Linked DNA regions of Homo sapiens: region 1 is linked to region 2. A link is an interaction called in ENCODE POLR2A ChIA-PET data of the cell type or tissue named here. Cell type or tissue: HepG2. All regions are shown on one strand. Each heading gives the region's core, and the rest is flanking DNA. Links, peaks and the distances in the headings are about the cores only. Region 1 overlaps MCRIP1 (MAPK regulated corepressor interacting protein 1). Region 2 holds the start of LOC124904087 (a long non-coding RNA gene).

Region 1 (2,500 bases), core at 1-2,500, 150 kb after region 2:
TACCGCGTTGTCCCCTGGCAGCCTTCAAGCCCATCGACCTGAGTGACCTGAAGCGCCGGAGCACGCAGGATGCCAAGAAGTCCTAGAGCGCCCGGTGCCCCTCCCCGGCCTCCGGAAGATCAGGGTGCGAGGTGTCGGTTCCCTCCTGTCCTGTGGTCCTGCCCCTGGGATGGGGGTGCCTTGCTCCAGCGGGCTGCAGATCCCAGCACTGGCGTGACTGACGGCTGAGGCCTGCCTCTCCTTCCCAAGCCCCCTTCCTTCATCCTTGGGGGTCTCAGGCTGCCCCCATCATGGGGGTCTGGGCCCTGCCCACCCTCCTGCCCTCCCCCAGCCACCTGGCTGCATTTTTGAAGCTGCCTGGCCCCCAGGGGCCCTGACCTGACCTCTCTCCTCTCCCCTCACCCTCCTGCCCCTGGCCACTGCAGGATCAGGAGGGGAGAAGAAGGAGCCTCTGCTGCCTCCCAGGCTGCTGGGACTGGGCTGGTTTTGTCCTTGAAGTGGTCAGGATACAGGACAAGGGCAGCCCCACCCCATCCAGCCTGGGCTCCCCGCAGACCCTTGCTGCTCCCGTGGCCTGGACACGCTGGGGAGCTTCTCACACCTACCCCTACCGTCCAGCCTGGCCTCTTCCCTGAATCAGCTTCAAGATGGCACCAGCTCTTTGGGCCTAGGATACTGCCGGGCCCCCCAAGGGGGTCCCCAGCAACCAGGCCTGGCCTCCTGGTGTCTGCGGTCACAGTGGCCCCTGGGCAGGGGCACCCAGGCTGACCCTGAGGTGCTGCTGCTGGGTCTGTCTTGGCTCTGGGGTGTGCTGGGAGGGTCACCAGGTCCCTTTTCCTTCCTGTGCCCTCTGAAAGCTAAGTGTCTGTGTGGCTGTGGAGCTCGAGGGTCTGTGAATAAAGGCGGCGGCACTGGGCGTGGCCTCTTGGTGGTCTGTCAGGCCTCTGCCCCTGCGGCACACATGCACAGCCAGCTCCCGGGCAGGGCTGGAAACCCCAGATCATGGCGAAGGCTTCTCAAGCCCAGAAATTCTCAGTCTAAGCCACTGGGCGTGCTCAGGTCTCCTAGGGCAGGTGGTGGCAGGGAGGGCATTCTGGAGGGAGAGGCTGGGCTGCCTGATATCACTACCCTTGTTCTGCCACAGGGGCTGCCCAGGGGGCCGCAGAGGTAGTAGGCACCACCCTGAACCCACCCTCTGGGGCACTGTGGCCCCTCTAGGAGCTGGCTCCTCCCCTGTCCAGAAGAAGGGGGTGCCGCTGGGCCCAGGAGAGAGCCACGTGCACTTGACCTTCAAACCTGCAAGCTGCCCTGGCAGGCCAGACAGGGAGCTCTATTCCTGTTCCTGTTGGAAGCGAAACCAGAATTTATTCCAGGAACACGCTTTCCCAGAAGAGTGGCCCCACAGGCGCCTCCTGGTGGGTGGGCTGGTGCAGGAGATGCTGGCGCAGGGCTGGCCTCCCCGGGGAGGAGGAGCAGGGGAGGGTGTTCCAGTAATAAACCAGCCCAGCTGCCGCCTGGCAGCCAGTGTGCACAGCAGTACCCAGCCCCGAGCCAACTCCCTGTAAACACACGGCCTTACCTGGCCCCCATGGGGCCTGTGAGTCCTTCGAGGAGCGTTTCGAGTGCCCACCAGGCTAGGGTGACCCAGGCTGCCTCCCCCTGTTGAGCCGATGCAGCCTGGGGAACACCACCACGGGGATGAGGGGCGGGCGGCTCACAGCGGTCCTCATGCCATGTGCCTTCCACTCACCGAGCCTCTTGGGGACAAGGCCCTGCCCTGTGCACCTTCTGTACAGTGGTAGCTGCAAGGGCCAGCAGAGGTCCTGCAGTGGGGGGCCCACTCAAACATGGGGTTCCCAGATTCCCAGGAGGAGGAGGGGTGGGCTTGAGCCCTGGCCAGGCCATTGCTACACCGTGGCTGTGAGCAGGTTGGAGTCAGCCTTGGTTTCTTCAGGTGGTGATGACTACATCATGGGTGGCGCAGTGCTTGGTGCTGCTACCCCCACGAGTCACCGTGTGGGTGCACTTGACAAGGTGCTGAGCCTCACACAGCAAGCGCGACCCTCAGCCTTCGGTGGGGAGTCTGGGCTCTGCAGTCTGGGGCCTGGCACACGGCCAGCCTGCCTCAATTTACCCCTCTGGGTTTTCTGGTTTTTGGTGTTTTTGTTTGTTTGTTTGTTTGTTTTTGAGACGGAGTCTTGCTCTGTCACCCAGGCTGGAGTGCAATGGTGTGAGCTTGGCTTACTGCAACCTCCACCTCCTGGGTTCAAGCGATTCTCCTGCCTCAACCTCCCGAGTAGCTGAGACTACAGGCGAGCGCCACCATGCCCGGCTGACTTTTTGTATTTTTAGTAGAGACAGGGTTTCACCGTGTTAGCCATTCTCCTGACCTTGTGATCCACCCTCCTCGGCCTCCCAAAGTGCTGGGATTACAGGCGTAAGCCACCGTGCCCAGCCTTTGGGTTCTTTTTTTTTTTTAAGCAAATTTATTAAAGAAAAG
Region 2 (16,549 bases), core at 6,139-8,638:
TACTTAAAAAAAAAGTACAAAAATTAGCCGGGCATGGCGGTGCGTGCCTGTAATCCCAGCTATTCGGGACACTGAGGTAGGAGAATCACTTGAACCTGGGAGATGGAGGTTGCAACGAGCCAAGATCGCACCATTGCACTCCAGCCTGGGCGACAAGAGTGAAACCCCATCTTGAAATATATATATTTATTAATATGAATTCATGTATTTTTTTCATTCAGTCAGCATTCTTTTTGATGCTCAAATTGGTCCGAATTTGGCCAGTGAGACCTCCTTTAAGCTGGCTCCTATGCTTTTTTTGATAGGAGGGATGATCTTTTATCCTGATATTATTTCAAACTTAGCCGAGCAAGGTGGCTCACACCTGTAGTCTTAGCTACTCCGGTGGCCGAGGCAGGAGAATTACTTAAGTTCCAGCCTTAGTGAACCACTATTCATGCCTATGAATAACTACTGCACCCCAGCCCGAGCAACGTAGTACGATACCGTCTCAAAAAAGGAGAAGGAGAAGAAAGAAGAAGAGGGAGGAGGAAGGAAGAAAGAGAAGAAAAGTTTGCAAAAGCAAGAATTCCTGCTGTATATCTTTTTTTTTTTTTTTTTTTTTTGGAGATGGAGTCTCCCTCTGTCGCCAGGCTGGAGTGCAGTGGCGAAATCTCAGCTCACTGCAACCTCTGCCTCCCGGGTTCAAGCGATTCTTCTGCCTCAGCCTCCCGAGTAGCTGGGACTACAGGTGTGCAGCACCACACCCAGCTAGTTGTTGTTTTGTTTTGTTTTGTTTTTTGAGACGGAGTCTCGCTCTGTTGCCCAGGCTGGAGTGCAGTGGTGCAATCTCGGCTCACTGCAAGCTCCGCCTCCCGGGTTCACATCATTCTCCTGCCTCAGCCTCCCGAGTAGCTGGGACTACAGGCACCTGCCACCATGCCCGGCTAATTTTTTGTATTTTTAGTAGACATGGGGTTTCACCATGTTAGCCAGGATGGTCTCAATCTCCTGACCTCGTGATCCACCCGCCTCAGCCTCCCAAAGTGCTGGGATTACAGGTGTGAGCCACCACGCCCAGCCTCCTGTATATCTTTTAGCCAGATAAATCAGTGTTTACATGTCACCCCATTTGTTTTATCATATTCTCTTTCTCTCTCTCCATATACATGTAAAAACTTTTTCTGGCCAGGCACAGTGGCTTACACCTATAATCCCAGCACTTTGGGAGGCCAAAGTAGGAGGATCATTTGAGCCTAGGAGTTTGAGACCACCCTAGGCAACATAGTGAGACCCCAGCTCTACAAAAAATACAAAGGTTAGCTAGGCATGGTGGCATGTCCCTGTAGTCCCAGCGATTTGAGAGATTGAGGCAGGAGGATCACTTGAGCCCAGGAGGTCGAGGCTGCAGTAAAGACATTGAGCACCTTCGCCACTAAATACTTCAGTTTTTCTCTTTCCTAAGAATAAGGCCAGTCTCAACCAGGTGCAGTGGCTCACGCCTGTAATCCCAGCATTTTGGGAGACCAAGGCGGGTGGATCACCTGAGGTCAGGAGTTCAAAACCAGCCTGGCCAACATGGTGAAACCCTATCTCTACAAAAAATACAAAAAGTAGCTGGGCGTGATGGCAGGTGCCTGTAATTCCAGCTACTTGGGAGGCTGAGGTGGGAGAATTGCTTGATTGTGGGAGGTGGAGGTTACAGTGAGCCAAGATCACGCCATTGCACTCCAGCCTTGGCGACAGAGTGAGACTCAGTCTCAAAAAAATAAATAAATAAAATAAGGCCAGTCTCTTATATAGCCACCATAATTTCATACAAAATTGGGAAATCTAATGTTGGTATCATACTCTGAGTTAATCCACAGTTAATTGTCCAAGTGTGGACATCTTTCCTGCATCCTTTTGGCATTTCCATTATTCTTTGGGCATCTCCTCTCTGCCCAAGCCCTGAAGTCAGCCATTTTTCAGAGAAACCCCAATCCCTTTTACAAGGAAATGGGATTTAGAGACCAAGTTCTGGGTGCTGAGTGTGCTCATGGCTACTGGGATGTCACTGCTTTCTGGGCCCTCTCAGGGGACACAATTAGTGTGATGAATTCATCTGAATATTTCTAAGCCACACCTCAGCCTTCTCCCCCTTCTTCCCTCATTCCATATTTGTATTTGGTTGAATTCTATTAAATTGCCCTAGTTAACCTTTTTTTATCTTCTTTTTTTTTTTTTTTGAGACGGAGTCTCACTCTGTCACCCAGGCTGGAGTGCAGTGGCGCAATCTTGGCTCACTGCAAGCTCCACCTCCCAGGTTCACGCCATTCTCCTGCCTCGGCCTCCCGAGTAGCTGGGACTACAGGCACCGGCCACCACACCCGGCTAATTTTTTGTATTTTTAGTAGAGACAGGGTTTCACCATGTTAGCCAGAATGGTCTCAATCTCCTGACCTTGTGATCCGCCTGCCTCGGCCTCCCAAAGTGCTGGGATTACAGGTGTGAGCCACCGCACCCAGGCTTTTTTTTTTTTTTTTTTTTTTTTTTTTGAGACAGAGTCTCGCTCTATTGCCCAGGCTGGAATACAGTGGCACGATCTCGGCTCAGTGCAACCCCCATCTCCCGGGTTCAAGCGATTCTCCTTCCTCAGCCTCCTGAATAGCTTGGATTACAGGCGCTTGCCACCATGAGCAGCTAATCTTTGTATTTCTAGTAGCGATGGGGTTTCACTGTGGTGGCCAGGCTGGTCTTGAACTCCAGACCTCAGGTGATCCTCCCACCTCGGCCTCTCAAAGTACTGGGATTATAGATAGGCATGAGCCACTGCGCCCAGCCGATCATTTTTGATCTACAAAAAAATGACAAAACCTACATGGTTCAACCTAATACCTCCTTTGTCCGCAGTGAGAACCCTAATTGTCAGTAAATCAGTATATTTATTCATTTGCTTTGTTCTAAAATGCCCTCCAAATAGTTTCAGAGGTACTGCGGCAATCTTGCTATTAACAACAGATCTACTGTGGAAATTTCAAGATGTCTTTGTAGCTATTTTTGTCCTTTAGAGTATGTCCCATTAAAGAAACATAGAGTATTGTGTTCAAAAGTTATTTGAATTAATTTGCTTTTCTGTGTTAGGTTAGGTTAGTGTATTATAGGGTCCTCCAGAGAAACAGAACCAATAGGATATGCACAGATATATACAAGAGACCAGCCTGGCCAACATGGGGAAACCTCATCTCTACTGAAAACACAAAAAATAGCCGGGTGTGGTGCTGCACACCTATAGTCGCAGCTACTCGGGAGGCTGAGGCAGGAGAATCACTTGAACCCGGGAGGTGGAGGTTGCAGTGAGCCGAGATCACACCACTGTACTCCAGCCTGAGTGACAGAGTGAGACTCCATCTCAAAAAAAAAAGAGGAAATGTATTATGGGAATTGGCTCAAATGATTATAGAGGCTGAGAAAGAAGTCCCATGGTCGGTTGTCTGCAAGCTTGAGACAGGAAAACCAGTGTATTATAAACCAGTGTATAACTGAATACTCAAACCAGTGTATAACTCAATACCCAAAACCAGTGTATAACTCAATACATTGGTTTATAATATAATTACAATATAATTTAATTCAATCCAAGTCTGCAGGTCTGAGAACCAGGGGAGCGAGAGGTGTAACTCCCATCCTGAAGCCCCAGAAGTGTAGGATGGGCGGCTGGTGTAAGTCCTGGAGTCCAAAAGCCTGAGAAGCAGGTTGCCCTTCTCCAATGTCCAAGGGCAGGAGGATGGACGTCCCAGCTCAAGAAGAGAGAATGTGTCCTTCTTCCACCTTTTTGTTCTATTTGGGCCCTCAACTGATTGGATGATTCCTGCCCGCTGTGGTGAGGGTGGATCTTCTTGGGCCACTGATCCAAATGCTAATTTCTTCCAGAAACATCCTTGAAGACATACCCAGCCATGAGGTTTTACCAACTCTCTGGGTATCCCTTAGCCTGGTCAAGTTGACACATACAATTAACCATTATAGGTAGGTTAGGTCCGTTTAACAATTTGATGCACGGTTAGGTTACATTTATTTATTTTGTTTTTTACTAAATTTGGGGTTTTTTCTTCATCCTTTTTTATAGTGCTATATTTTCATTGTTCAAAAGGTTTATTTGATTCAGGTGCGGTACGGTGACTCACGCCTGTAATCCCAGCACTTTGGAAGGCCAAAACGGGTGGATCACCTGAGTTCAGGAGTTCAAGACCAGCCTGGCCAACATGATGAAACACCACCTCTACTAAAAATACAAAAATCAGCCGGGCGTGGTGGTGTGTGCCTGTCATCTCAGCTACTCTGGAGGCTGAGGCAGGAGAATCTCTTGAACCCGTGAGGTGGAGGTTGCAGTGAGCCGAGATGGTGCCGCTGCACTCACACTCCAGCCTGGGTGACAGAGCAAGACTCCGTCTCAGAAAAAAAAAAAAAAAATCTACATATGTGCCCACCTGGCACCTGACACAGGAATTTGCTCATCTTTGCAAAAAGAAAAACAAGCAGGCTACCCTAGAAGTTAACGAAAATGGTTTTCTTGGCCGGGCACAGTGGTTCACACCTGTAATCCCAGCACTTTGGGAGGCCAAGATGGGCAGATCACAAGGTCAGGAGTTTGAGACCATCCGGACCAACATGGTGAAACCCCGTATACTAAAAATACAAAAATTGGCCCGGCGTGGTGGTGCACACCTGTAATCCCAGTTACTGAGGAGGCTGACACAGGAGAATTGCTTGAACCCAGGAGGCGGAGGTTGCAGTGAGCCAAGATAGCACCACTGCACTCCAGCCTGGGCAACAGAGCGAGACTCTGTCTCAAAAAAAAAAAAAAATTGGCCGGGCGCAGTGGCTCATGCCTGTAATCCCAGCACTTTGGGAGGCTGAGGTGGGTGGATCACAAGGTCAGGAGATCGCAACCATCCTGGCTAACATGGTGAAAGCCCGTCTCTACTAAAAAAAAAATACAAAAAAATTAGCTGGGTGTGGTGGCGGGTGCCTGTAGTCCCAGCTACTCAGGAGGCTGACGCAGGAGAATGGTGTGAACCCAGGAGGCAGAGCCTGCAGTGAGCGGAGATCGAGCCACTGCAATCCAGCCTGGGCAACTGAGTGAGACTCTGTCTCAAAAAAAAAAAAAAAAAATTAGCCAGGCGTGGTGGCGTGTGCCTGTAGTCCAAGCTACTCAGGAGGCTGAGGCCGGAGTTTGAGGCTGCAGTGAGCTGTGGTCACAACACTGCACTCCAGGCTGGGCAACAGAGCGAGACTCCATCTCTAAAAAGAGAAAAAAAAGAAAATGGTTTTCTATGAGGATGAGTGGGAGAAGAAACAGGTCAGGCCATGTCTTTATACTTTGGAATCAAATATATATATATATATATGTATATATATATATGTATATATATGTATATATATATGTATATATATGTATATATGTGTATATATATGTATATATGTGTATATGTATGTATATATGTATATATATGTATATATGTATATATATGTATATATATGTATATGTATGTATATATGTATATATATATTTTGACTGAGTCTCACTCTGTTGCCCAGGCTGGAGTGCAGTGGCGTGATCGCGGCTCACCACAACCTCCACCTCCCGGGTTCAAGTGATCCGCCGACCTCAGCCTCCCAAAGTGCTGGAATTACCGGCGTGAGCCACTGCGCCCAGCCAGATGTAGATTCTTAACCTATCTTCCTCCTTATACAACAGGTGACCACAGGATATCACAGTCTCTTTTGCTGTTATCACTGCAGCCCACCCACGTTTTCAAAGATTTACGCATGACCCCACTCTGCGGCCACCTATGACTCCACTCTTCTCCACCATGCACTAAGTCAAAAGCACAAAGTGCTCACTGCTGGACATTGCATGGGAGGCCACAGTGTCCAGGCGTGGAATGGTCCAGGCACCAGGTCCAGCCCCCTACCTGCACCGAACTGAACTTTGACCTGGTCTGTGCTGGCCTCCAACATAGAGCCTCGCCTGCCCAGGCCTCAGATCCTCACCTGTAGCACCCTCCAGGCAGGTGAGTGGACCCTGACTTGGCACAGGAAGGCCAAGAGGTCATTGCAGGCAGTGAGTCCCCGGTGGGCTGCAGGAAGCCTGAGCCAGGCCAGAAGATGAGTTTGGGTTCCTCCCCGAAGGCTGCACAAAGTCAATCCCAGGGCTGGCCCAGGCCCTTGCCAGGCCCACTGAATGCCCAGCACAGGGGCTGTCTTCTGCCTGGCTTTCCTGTCTTCCCTTCCCCTGTCACCCTGTCAGGGAGCTCCTTGAACAGCTACTTTTCAGCATCTGCTTCCTCCAGAAGACAAGCCCTGCAAAGGTGCACCTGCCATCCCGGCCCCATGTCCCCGTGCCTGGGACAGGGCTCAGGCAAATGAATGGGAGGTGGTCAGGGAACCTTCCTGTGGCTCATGGAGCTGCCTCACTTCCAGCCTCAGTCAGTGGCCTCTAGGCAGGACAGACACCTGGGCAGGTTCACAATCCCACCTCAGGGCCAGGCAGGGTGACATGCGGCTGTAATCCCAGCATCTAGGGTGGCTAAGGGGGAGGATCACATGAGCCCAAGAGGTCAAGACCAGCCTGGGCAACATAGTGAGACCCCATCTCTACAAAAAAAATTAAAAAGTAACCGAGTGTGGTGGTGCAAGCCTGTAGTCCAAGGTACTCAGGAGGCTGAGGCAGGAGGATCACTTGAGCCCGGGAGTTCAGGGCTACGGTGAGCCGTGATCACACCACTGCAGTCCAGCCTGGCAACACAGAGTGAGACCTTGTCTCTAAAAATAATAATCATAAAAGAATCGCAGCTCATACATAAATGTGCGAGAGGGCTCACACTATTTATTTCATTAAACGAATCTAGTTTCTACCTTGCTGCCGTCTGGCCACTTGGGACCTTGTCAGCCTCAGTTCTAAGGGCGGCATAGTGCTGGTTCTTCTTCTCCGTCCCCACCCCTCTCCGGTTTAACTAGTTTTTTTTTGTTGTTTTTTTTTTTTGAGGCAGAGTCTCACTCTCTCACCCAGGCTGGAGTGCAGTGGCGTGATCTCAGCTCACTCTAACCTCCATCTCCTGGGTTAAAGGAATTCTCGTGCCTCAACATCCCAAGTAGCTGGGATTACAGGCACGCGCCACCACCATGCCTGGCTGATTTTTTTTTTTTTTTTCATCCCATGAGTTTTCTTTCTGTAATGATTTTTGTGTTTTTAGCAGACAGGGTTTCACCATGTTGGCCAGGCTGGTCTCGAACTTCCGACCTCACGTGTTTTCCCTGCTTTGGCCTCCCAAAGTGCTGGGATTACAGGCTTGAGCCACCGCACCCAGCCTGGTTGAACTAGTTCTAAGGAGCAACTGCAGCCAGGTCTGGAGAGGGCTCGGCTGCCACCTTCCCTCCCAGACAGCAGCTAGACAGCTGCTCCCAGGATCTGCTTTGAATTAAAAGTGGCGTGGCCCTTTAAGAGAAGCATCCGCCGGCCGCCCCCGCCGCCGCCGCCCCTCTTTGATGTCGCTGGCGCTGAAAGGTTCCCAGTGGCAAGATCTGAGGGTTTGTTTCTGCCTCCCCAGAGGCCACGTGGGGATCACAGGGAGGGAGGGAGGGCGAGCGAAGGTCACATGGCCTCCCTGGCCTGCTGCCGCTGTTGCGGCAGGAGCAGGAGCGTGGGGACCAGCAGGCTGGACGGGTGGGGGCCGCGGCCTGCAGCTCGTGAGGGCGGTGGAGCCTGGCAGCTGGGAGGGCAAAGGACCAGCCTCTCTGCCCCTCCCCTTGGCACCCGGGAGCCTGACCTCCAGCCTCCCTCACCTGTCCAGGAAGGAGCCACACACTGTCTGCGTGATGTCCCAAGAGGCGGCATCTCCACTGATGAGCTGGGACTCCCCCATCCCCATGCCCTTCCTCCCCCAGCTTTGGAGGGTGGCCTTTCCCTGGTGGCCCTGCCACTCCATGGTTAGCCCAGTAGGCTGCATGTTGGCACCAGCCGGGTGAAGCCGTAGGGAGGAGGCGGGATGGGGCGGAGCTCAGCTGCAGGGGTGCCAAGAGGGGCAGATCCCGCCAAATACCTGGGTCCAAAAATGACAGCCTCGGCCTCCCCGCTGGGCTCTAGGAGCTCTCACCTGGGTGAAGGACATCCTAGGGCAAGGCCGATCCTTTCCACCAGGGAATCCAGAGGCCACTCACTCCCAGGCACTGGGGCCAGGGAGAGGGCAGCCCCAACACCAAGCCCAGGAGCAGCCGCCCCGCCCAGGGGCCCCCCTCGCCCCTCCAAGGACCTGGGCGAGAGCCACAGCAGCTCCTGACAAGGGACTTGGCTCATCAAGGTCCCAGGATATGAGGCCAAGAAGGGTCCTTCTGATGGATGGGGTGACCAGAAAAGGAGGTTGGGGGAAACCAAAAAGGGGCCATGCTCTGCGACGGCACCGCCTGGCCTCGGCACCTCCCCCACTCTGAGCCGGTTGGAGAGCAGGGCCTCCCCCAAGAGCCAGCCAAGGGGGAAGCGGCGGCCTCCCCCAACAGCCAGCCACATGGGGAAGCGGGTGGCCCGCCTCACTTCCCTGCTCACTTGGGCCTCAGAGGCCAGCAGCTGGGGCGCAGGGCAGCCCAGGTGGCCAGGCGGGGCGGGGCGGCCGAGGCCAGCACACAACAGCTGGGCCCCAGACGGCTGGCAGCAGCTGGAGCCCAGAGCGGCCCTGGCGCTCAAGGCCCTGGGGGGAGGGGCCCGGGATGTGCGGCAGGGAGCCGCCTCCAGTATGGACAAGGAAGCCGGGTCTGGGGCTGCCTGACATGCTGTGTGCTGGACGCTCATATCACCAAGTTCCAGGGCCCCACGCGAGGTCTCGAGGGGACCCCTGTACCGCCAGCTGCCCTCCATCACACCTTCCTCCCTCTCCGACTGCGCCTGCCCGCCAGCTTGGGCCCTTGCTTCCTGAAATGTGCTGTCTTGACCCCTTTTTCCCAGGGGGGGGGCTCCGGCCCCCCAGCACAGCCGTGACCCCGGCGGATTGACTCAGAACCACCTGTGCATCCCCAGCTCCCTCCCCAGGGGAAGGCGGTGAACAGAACCCTCACCCCGTCCTGTCTCGGGGTGCCTCTCCTGAAGCACAGAGTCCCCTCTGGGCCTTCGTTTCCCCAGCTTTCCTGCCGCGGGGCACACAGAGTCTAGGCTCAGTCAGAAGCCCCGGCGCCACCTGAATGGGAGCCTGGGGAACCCTGTATGGTCCTCCCTGAACAGGACAGTGGGGATGGGGCAGGGCCAGGGAAGCAGAGAAGGGCACACCCTGTGAGGGACACCACACGCAACCATGCAGCCTGGGATGGGCACTGTGGTGCTCTCGTCGCCAGGCCCCCATGTCTGCCCTCGCAGTCAACCTTGGTCCCTGGGGGATCGCCTGCAATCCCACGACGCCTGGGCAGCATAACTGTCATTTATCACATGGTCATCGCCGGAGACGCCGAGCGGAGCCCCCAAACATCCTGCACCTTTGATGTTCACGCGGACTCTGTGAGGCAGGTGCTGTTCTCATCCCGTTTTACAGACGAGGAACCTGAGACGCAACTGCAGGCCCCGCAGCAGCCGGTACTTGGCTGTCCTAACCCATCCGCTCTGGTGCAGACAAAGTGGATATCTGTCTAACATGCAAAAGGAGGGTTCTGAAACACCCTACCTGCCAGGAAGGTTTCTAGAGAGGAGCCGGCCCACTCCACCCCAAGCTGGCCACTCCGCTCACGGGGCCTCAGGCCTCATCCCCGCCACCTGGTGCCCTGTGCCCAGCCTGATCGTTGTTGGTCTTACCCACTGATTCTTTTAGATGGAAGCGGGATCTTGCTGTGCTGCCCAGGCTGGTCTCGAACCCCTGGGCTCAAGCAATCCTTCTTCCAGGACTTCCCAAAGTGCTGGGATTACAGGCGTGAGCCACCGTGCCCAGTCAGAACTAACTACTTTAAAATATCAGGGTGGGTGCCATGGCTCATGCCTGTAATCCCAGCACTTTGGGAGGCCAAGGCAGGTGGATCACCTGAGGTCAGGAGTTCGAGATCAGCCTAACATGGTGAAACCCCGTCTCTACTTAATACAAAAAAAAAAAAAAATTAGCTGAGCCTGGTGGCGCATGTCTGTAATTCCAGTTACTCAGGAGTCTGAGGCAGGAGAATCGCTTGAACCCGGGAGGGAGAGGTTGCAGTGAGCTGAGATCGAGCCATTGCACTCCAGTCTGGGCAACAAGAGTAAAACTCCATCTCAAAAAAAAAAAAAAAAAAATCTAATCACATGACAGAGTACATTCAGAAAATTGTGCAACCATTACCACAATCCATTTTAGAACATTTTAATCACCCCAAAAAGAAACCCCGTACCAGCTGGGCACAGTGGCTCACGCCTATAATCCCAGCACTTTGGGAGGCCGAGGTGGGTGGATCACCTGAGGTCAGAGACCAGCTGATCAACATGGTGAAACCCCATGTCTACTAAAAATACAAAAATTAGCTGGGCATGGTGGTGCACACCTGTAATCCCAGCTATGTAGGAGAATTGTTGGAGCCTTAGAGTCGGAAGTTGCAGCGAGCCGAGATCACATCACTGCATTCCAGCCTGGGTGACAGAGCAAGATTCTGTCTTACAAAAAAACAAAAGAAAAAAAGAAATCCTGTACCCATTAGTAATCACTCCCTGTTTCTCTCCATCTCCTGGAAACCACCAGCGGACTTTCTATCTCTATGAAGTTGCCTCTTCTGGACACTCGAAATGAATGGACTCATACCGCATGTGCCCTTCAGTGTCCAGTTCATGTCACTTGGCTGATATTCTCAAGATTCACCCACAGTGCAGCATATGTCAGAACTTCGTTTGTTTTACGGCTAGAATATATTCCGTTGTATGGCTGTGTTCCATTGTGTTTACCCACTCATCTGCTGATGGACTTTGGGGCTGTTTTCCGCCTTTTGGCTACTGTGACTAGTCCTGCTGTGAACATTCATGAGCCAGTTTTTGTTTGAACACTTGTCTTCAATTCTCTGGGTGTATCCCTGGGAGTGGGCCTGCTGGGTCACGTGTTTTGTGTAACATACTGAGGAGCCACCAAACCGTTTTCCATGGTGAGGGACGTGGCCACTGCACTGTCCATCCCCACAGCGATGCTCTGGGGCTTCTGTGTCACCGCGGCTGCACCCACGCTTGTTAGTTTCTGTGTTTTGATCGTGGTCATCTTAGTGGGCATGAGGTAGCATCTGACCCATTACTGATGGACCTGGGTCCCCCTTTCTTATACCTGTCAGGGCCAGGTTGGTCCCATCTTGATGCAGGTGGCCTGGAAGCAAAGGCCCAGCACCTGCTGGCCCATAGGACCCGCCACGGGAGCTGCTGCCAGGCTCTGGGTGCTCAAAACTCCGGGTGGGGAGTCCCAGGTGCAGAGGATAAAGCTGTCCCAGGGGCTGGGGAAGTGTGAGGACAGAGCCAGTCGGTGTGAGTCAAGAGGAGGACATGGGTGTGAGCAGCTGCTGAGCCTCGGGAGCCCCGTCCCCGGCCGTAGGACTGCAGCCTTGTCAGTCATCCGGTCACGGCAAGGGGCTTCGGAGGAGAGGGGAATGGGGGGAGGTGGAGGAAGGGCAGAGGTTCTGGGGAAGTCTTGGGTTTGAGCCTCTTCTGGCGTCTGCTACCAGTGTTGAATAAACCAAAATGTGAACTCATTTCGGTTCAACATGCAGGCTCCATCGCATTACAGGAGACGTCAGAAACTGTAACGCACATGGTCTTCTCCCGTCCTGGAATTTTCATCGGTGATCATGACTGCCACCCCTACCGCGCAATTTCACAAGTGGGCTCTTATAATCCCACAACAGCCCTCTGACAGAGGCACTGTTATCACCCCGCTTTAAAGGAGAGGAAGCGGCGGGGCACCGTGGCTCACACCTGTAATCGCAGCACTTCGGGAGGCCAAGGTGGGCGGATCACGAGGTCAGGAGACTGAGACCATCCTGGCTAACACGGTGAAACCCCGTCTCTACTAAAAATACAAAAAAGTTAGGCAGGCGTGATGGGACACGCCTGTAGTCCCAGCTACTCGGGAAACTGAGGCAGGAGAATTGCTGGAACCCGAAAGGCAGAGGTTGCAGTGAGCCGAGATCACGTCATGCTCTCTAGCCTGGGTGACAGAGCAAGACTCTGTCTCAAAAAGATAAATAAATAAATAAATGAGAGGAAGCACAGGCATAAGGAAAGGTCACAGGCCTTCCCTGGGATGTCCATACTGCACCAGGAGATGGCTCAGAGCCAGGGCGGTGTGAAGATCAACCCTGTGCAGCCAGCTGGAAGATGCCATCACGCTCCGGACTTGGAATAACAGGTGCCCGGCGGGAGAGGCCTCCTCCGGACAGGTTCCTGCTGGACGCTGAAATCTGCCCTGGGTCAGCCTTCCCCGCCGGGGTGTGGGTGGGAGAACGCCTCAGGATGGGACCTGCGTCTGAAGCTACTGCCCTTGGCCAGCCCCACACTTGGCTTTTAAACTGACCCGACGGCGGAGGGACAGCAGGGGGGATTTCTGAGTGAGCAGAGAGCTAAGGGTGAGCCTCAGCTCTTCTGTTAGTGTCCCTGAACCTCAGTTCCCCTCGTCAGGAAAATGCTGCAACCTGCCCTGTGGGGAGAGGGACCTGAGTTTGTGACAGCCTGCCTCCCTCTGAGAATGTCCCCAGGTTAGGCTGACCTCCAGGGCACCCCAGCCTGATCTTAGGCCTTGTGGTTTACACTGGGGTGCCTTACACCCATCGAATGCGCGGGGCAACAGCTCCCAGCGTTTGGTCTCTCTGTTTCACAAGAGCCCAGGTAACTCGGCTGTCTGCGGGTGCAGGCGGCGCTGGGACTTTCTCCCTAAGCTCCTCACTCAGCCCGGGGCTGGCAAGGAGGACGTCCACATGGCCCCGGCCGGCGGCTCGGGGGCATCCTGGCTGCAGGCACCGCCCTGCGCCTCTGCTCTCCTGCCCCACGTGGTGCCGTAGGCTCCCCACTGTCCTGAATTAGGAGGGGCTCTGGAAGCTCTGCTTGTGTCTAGATCGTTGTCCTGAAATGTAAGACCTGGTTGTCCTGAAACGTAAGACCTGTTTCCTATTTTTAAAATGGGTGTCATGGCGCCCAGCAGGCTTCAGACCGGAGGGTGAAGGAGAAAGTCTGCCCGGCCCCGCTGGCCCTGCGTATGTCCTTTCCTTTCTTTTGTCCATCCCACCCGCGCTCACCCCAGCAGGAAACCTCCTGAACCCCTCCTGTCCACCCTGCTCCAGTACTGATTTCCCACAGGAACCTTGTTCTAACCCCACTGCCCAGAGCCTCGGGAGTGGACAGGGGTGCTCTCCAAGGTGAAGCATGGGGCAGGTGCCCTTCGTGGCATGAAGGGCCGCAAGCAGAGGCCTAGCGGGCAGCCACTGGACCCTTGGCCTCCTCCCCCAGTGGCGGCTGGGGCAGGTTCTTGGGGGGTCCTCGGCATGGGGCCAGCAGCCAGGCTGGGGCGGGCGGAGATCCAGGACCTCACCTCTGGCCCCGCGATCTCCTTAAGTCGTAGCTGCTTCTCTGACCCCAGCGCCAGCAGGAGCGCCCCGGAACTGAGCGACTCCCCCGCGGCGCCTTGCTGGGGCGCGCGGTCCCTCCCGCAGGTCTCCGAGGGAGCCAGGACCTCGCGCCCCACCTGTCCGCTTCTCCAGGAGGCCCCGGCGCCACTGCTGCCGGGCCCTCGGCTGGAAGCCCTGTGTCCGCCGCCGCTTTGATCCCGGGGGGCCCTGCTGGATAAAAGTCCCTGGCGGCTCCGCGCCAGCGCCAGAGGGGGAGCGCAGCCGAGCCGGGCGCACCAGCGGGACGGCGCAGGGCCAGGGGCGCTGAGAGGACGGGGCCACTGGGCCGCCCGCGCTGGCCGCGGTGAGAGCGGGGCCCCAGGGCTGCGCGAGGTGGGGCGATGCGGGCCGGGGTCCGAATCCCCCACGGCCTGCTCTGGGCCTGGGCACTGGGGGATGAGAGGGACACTGGCGGCTCCAGGTGAGCGCGCCTGCCCCGCGCCCCCAGCCCGTCGGGCTCGGCCAGCTGCGCCGCGGGCGGAGTTCCCCGCCCCCCACCCCGGCAGGCGCGGAAAAGCCTCGCCCCTCCCCGTCGCCGCCGCCCCTTCCAGCTGCCCCGCGGGGGGGGGCGGCGGCGCCGGGCTGGCCGCGGTGAATGGAGCCGCCGGGGCCGCCCGGCCGCGCTGCCCCCCCACGGAGCCGGGCCGGGAGCGCCTCCGGCGGCCGCGGCGGGGTAGTCCAGGCCCCTCCGTCAGGCTTGCGGTTTGGGAAGAAAAGGCGATGCCTCCGCCAAGAAAAGAGCGAGCGCGGCCCCCTCCCCCCTCCGCCGAGCCCGGGCGGCGGCGGCGGCACATCTAACGCGCGGGCACCCGGGCCGCCGCGGCCCCCGCAAATAAGCCCAGCCTCGGCCCCCGCCGCTCATTGGCGCGGGCCGCAGCCAGCGCACCCAGACCCTGCGCTGCCCTCGGACGGCCGGGCGCGGAGCCCCAGCTGCGGAGGCCGACGGCACCCGGCCCCGAGCGCCTCGACGCCGAGCCGCGCGCGCCTTCTCCGCCAGGCCCGGCGGGCGGGAGCGGGGGCGAGGGAGCAGGAGCGGCCAGTGCCCCCGACACCCCCGGCCCGGCACCCCCGGCCCGGCATCCCCCGCCGCCGCCGCCGCCGCCTCAAGGCCGCCCGCTCCCCGCAGGTGGACGCGGCCATGGGCCGAGGGGTGCGCGTGCTGCTGCTGCTGAGCCTGCTGCACTGCGCCGGGGGCAGCGAGGGCAGGAAGACCTGGCGGCGCCGGGGTCAGCAGCCGCCTCCTCCCCCGCGGACCGAGGCGGCGCCGGCGGCCGGACAGCCCGTGGAGAGCTTCCCGCTGGACTTCACGGCCGTGGAGGGTAACATGGACAGCTTCATGGCGCAAGTCAAGAGCCTGGCGCAGTCCCTGTACCCCTGCTCCGCGCAGCAGCTCAACGAGGACCTGCGCCTGCACCTCCTACTCAACACCTCGGTGACCTGCAACGACGGCAGCCCCGCCGGGTAAGGCCCGCGCCCTGCACCTCCCCGCCCCGCCCGACGCGCCCGGTCTCCGGCTGGACCTTCCCTGCGGGCCGCGGCCGTTCTCTCCCCGGGGAGAAAGGGCTTCCGTCGGGCGCCCCGCGGTCCTGGCCCCGAGGAGTGCCCGGTTCGGTGACTCTCCGCGTGGGGAGCGGAGCGGCGCTGGAAGGGCTGGTCCCCGGCCAGCTCGGGCACTGACCCCTCGGCCTCTGGGCCCAGCCGCTCTGCTGGCGTCCTTCGGTCCCGGGGCGGGGAGATGGCAGCCCGAGAGCGCGCCTGGCTCCAGCGGGAACCGGCGACACCGGGGGGCGGGGAGAGGCCCGCTGCCCACCTCCTTGCAGCCCCGAAGTAGATAAAAGACGTGAGGTCGGGGGTCGGGGAGCGGCGGGGCCGCCCACGCGCTCAACAGGCCGAGGACAGCCGGGGACAGCGGGAGACTTGGGCGTGGGGTCGGGGCTCGGCAGGAAGGCTCCCCCGCCGGGTCGGTGCCGCCCGCGCCTCCCGCGCTCCCCGCGGCGTCCCGTTCCCCCGCCAAGCGCGCTCCTTCAGTGCGGACGCGTTTCACGCTTCAAGCGCCGCCGCGCGCCCCGGGAGGACCGCCGCCCGCGCCGAGGTGACAGCGGGACCCGCGCCGGGCGGAACGTGGGGATTTTCCACGGACCACAGCCCCGCGCGGCCCGTTCCCCGCCCCGCGAGCGCCACCTCCCGGGACCGCCGCCGTCCCTGAGCTCCCCGTGGGCCTGGCCGAGGGCGCCCCCGTGCGACCGTCGCGCGCGGCCGGAACAGGTGGCGCGTTCCCTCCGCCGGAGCTGGGCGCGCGGGGCGCGGCGGGTCGGCAGCCCTGGCCGACCCCCCGCGGTGCGTCCTCCCCCGCAGCTACTACCTGAAGGAGTCCAGGGGCAGCCGGCGGTGGCTCCTCTTCCTGGAAGGTGCGTCCAGGGCTGAGGCGGGGGGAGGCCGGGGGTCTGTGCGCGCGGGCCTGAGCGGCGGTCGTGTCCGCAGGCGGCTGGTACTGCTTCAACCGCGAGAACTGCGACTCCAGATACGACACCATGCGGCGCCTCATGAGCTCCCGGGACTGGCCGCGCACTCGCACAGGTCAGCGGCGGGCCCTGGGGAAGGCGTCTCGACGTGAGGCCCGGGAGGAAGCCGCGCCCGCCTCCTGGAGCCCCAGCCAGGCCCCCACCCCGCACATCATGCCCAGCCTGGCGCCCGGGTTTACTAAGAGCAAGGGGCGCCCTTCACTCTTGCCTTTTGGGGCCCATTCCACATTAGCATTCAGGCGCTTACCCAGCGGCTCTGGCCCTCCCCAGGGTCAAAGCAGGGCAAGGGGTTGAAGTCAAGGTCAGACCTGGTGTCCAGCCTAGCCGGGCACCGTGGCCATGGTGGCTTCCCGGGGGTAACTAAACCCAACTGTCCTCCACTTTCCCGGCAACCTTGGTTCGGGCTAGCAACACCAGCACACCTCCCTTCCTGGGGC

The links. ChIA-PET counts read pairs that join two places held together with the same protein. Peaks named below come from ENCODE experiments on the same cell type or tissue, not always from the same donor. Only the 100,000 strongest peaks of a DNase experiment are listed, where the experiment ranks them.
Region 1: POLR2A ChIA-PET joins it to region 2 with 6 read pairs; 4 of 35 experiments call an interaction of 5 or more read pairs at or near these places.

The regions. Positions count from the first base shown.
Region 1 is chr17:81,820,833-81,823,332 of GRCh38, reverse strand. MCRIP1 (MAPK regulated corepressor interacting protein 1) reads left to right here. Exons shown (of 5, transcript NM_207368.5): 5 at 22-972. The coding sequence ends at 86. Among named protein-coding and RNA genes, the nearest start is that of MCRIP1, 11 kb to the left of the region's middle. RefSeq lists an enhancer at 1,246-1,540. In HepG2, for the core only: a CTCF peak has its summit at 1,414 (motif pointing left); a DNase peak (open chromatin) is centred at 1,392.
Region 2 is chr17:81,959,089-81,975,637 of GRCh38, reverse strand. LOC124904087 (a long non-coding RNA gene) reads right to left here and starts at 8,205. Exons shown (of 2, transcript XR_007065951.1): 1 at 8,118-8,205. It overlaps NOTUM (notum, palmitoleoyl-protein carboxylesterase), which reads left to right and starts at 14,451. Exons shown (of 11, transcript NM_178493.6): 1 at 14,451-15,051; 2 at 15,946-15,998; 3 at 16,072-16,167. The coding sequence starts at 14,729. RefSeq lists silencers at 7,635-7,684, 7,695-7,854, 8,515-8,754, 15,105-15,248, 15,515-15,594 and 1 more and enhancers at 7,774-8,351, 15,178-15,740, 15,741-16,303. In HepG2, for the core only: no CTCF peak of the experiment used is centred there; a DNase peak (open chromatin) is centred at 7,557; H3K4me3 peaks cover 892 bases.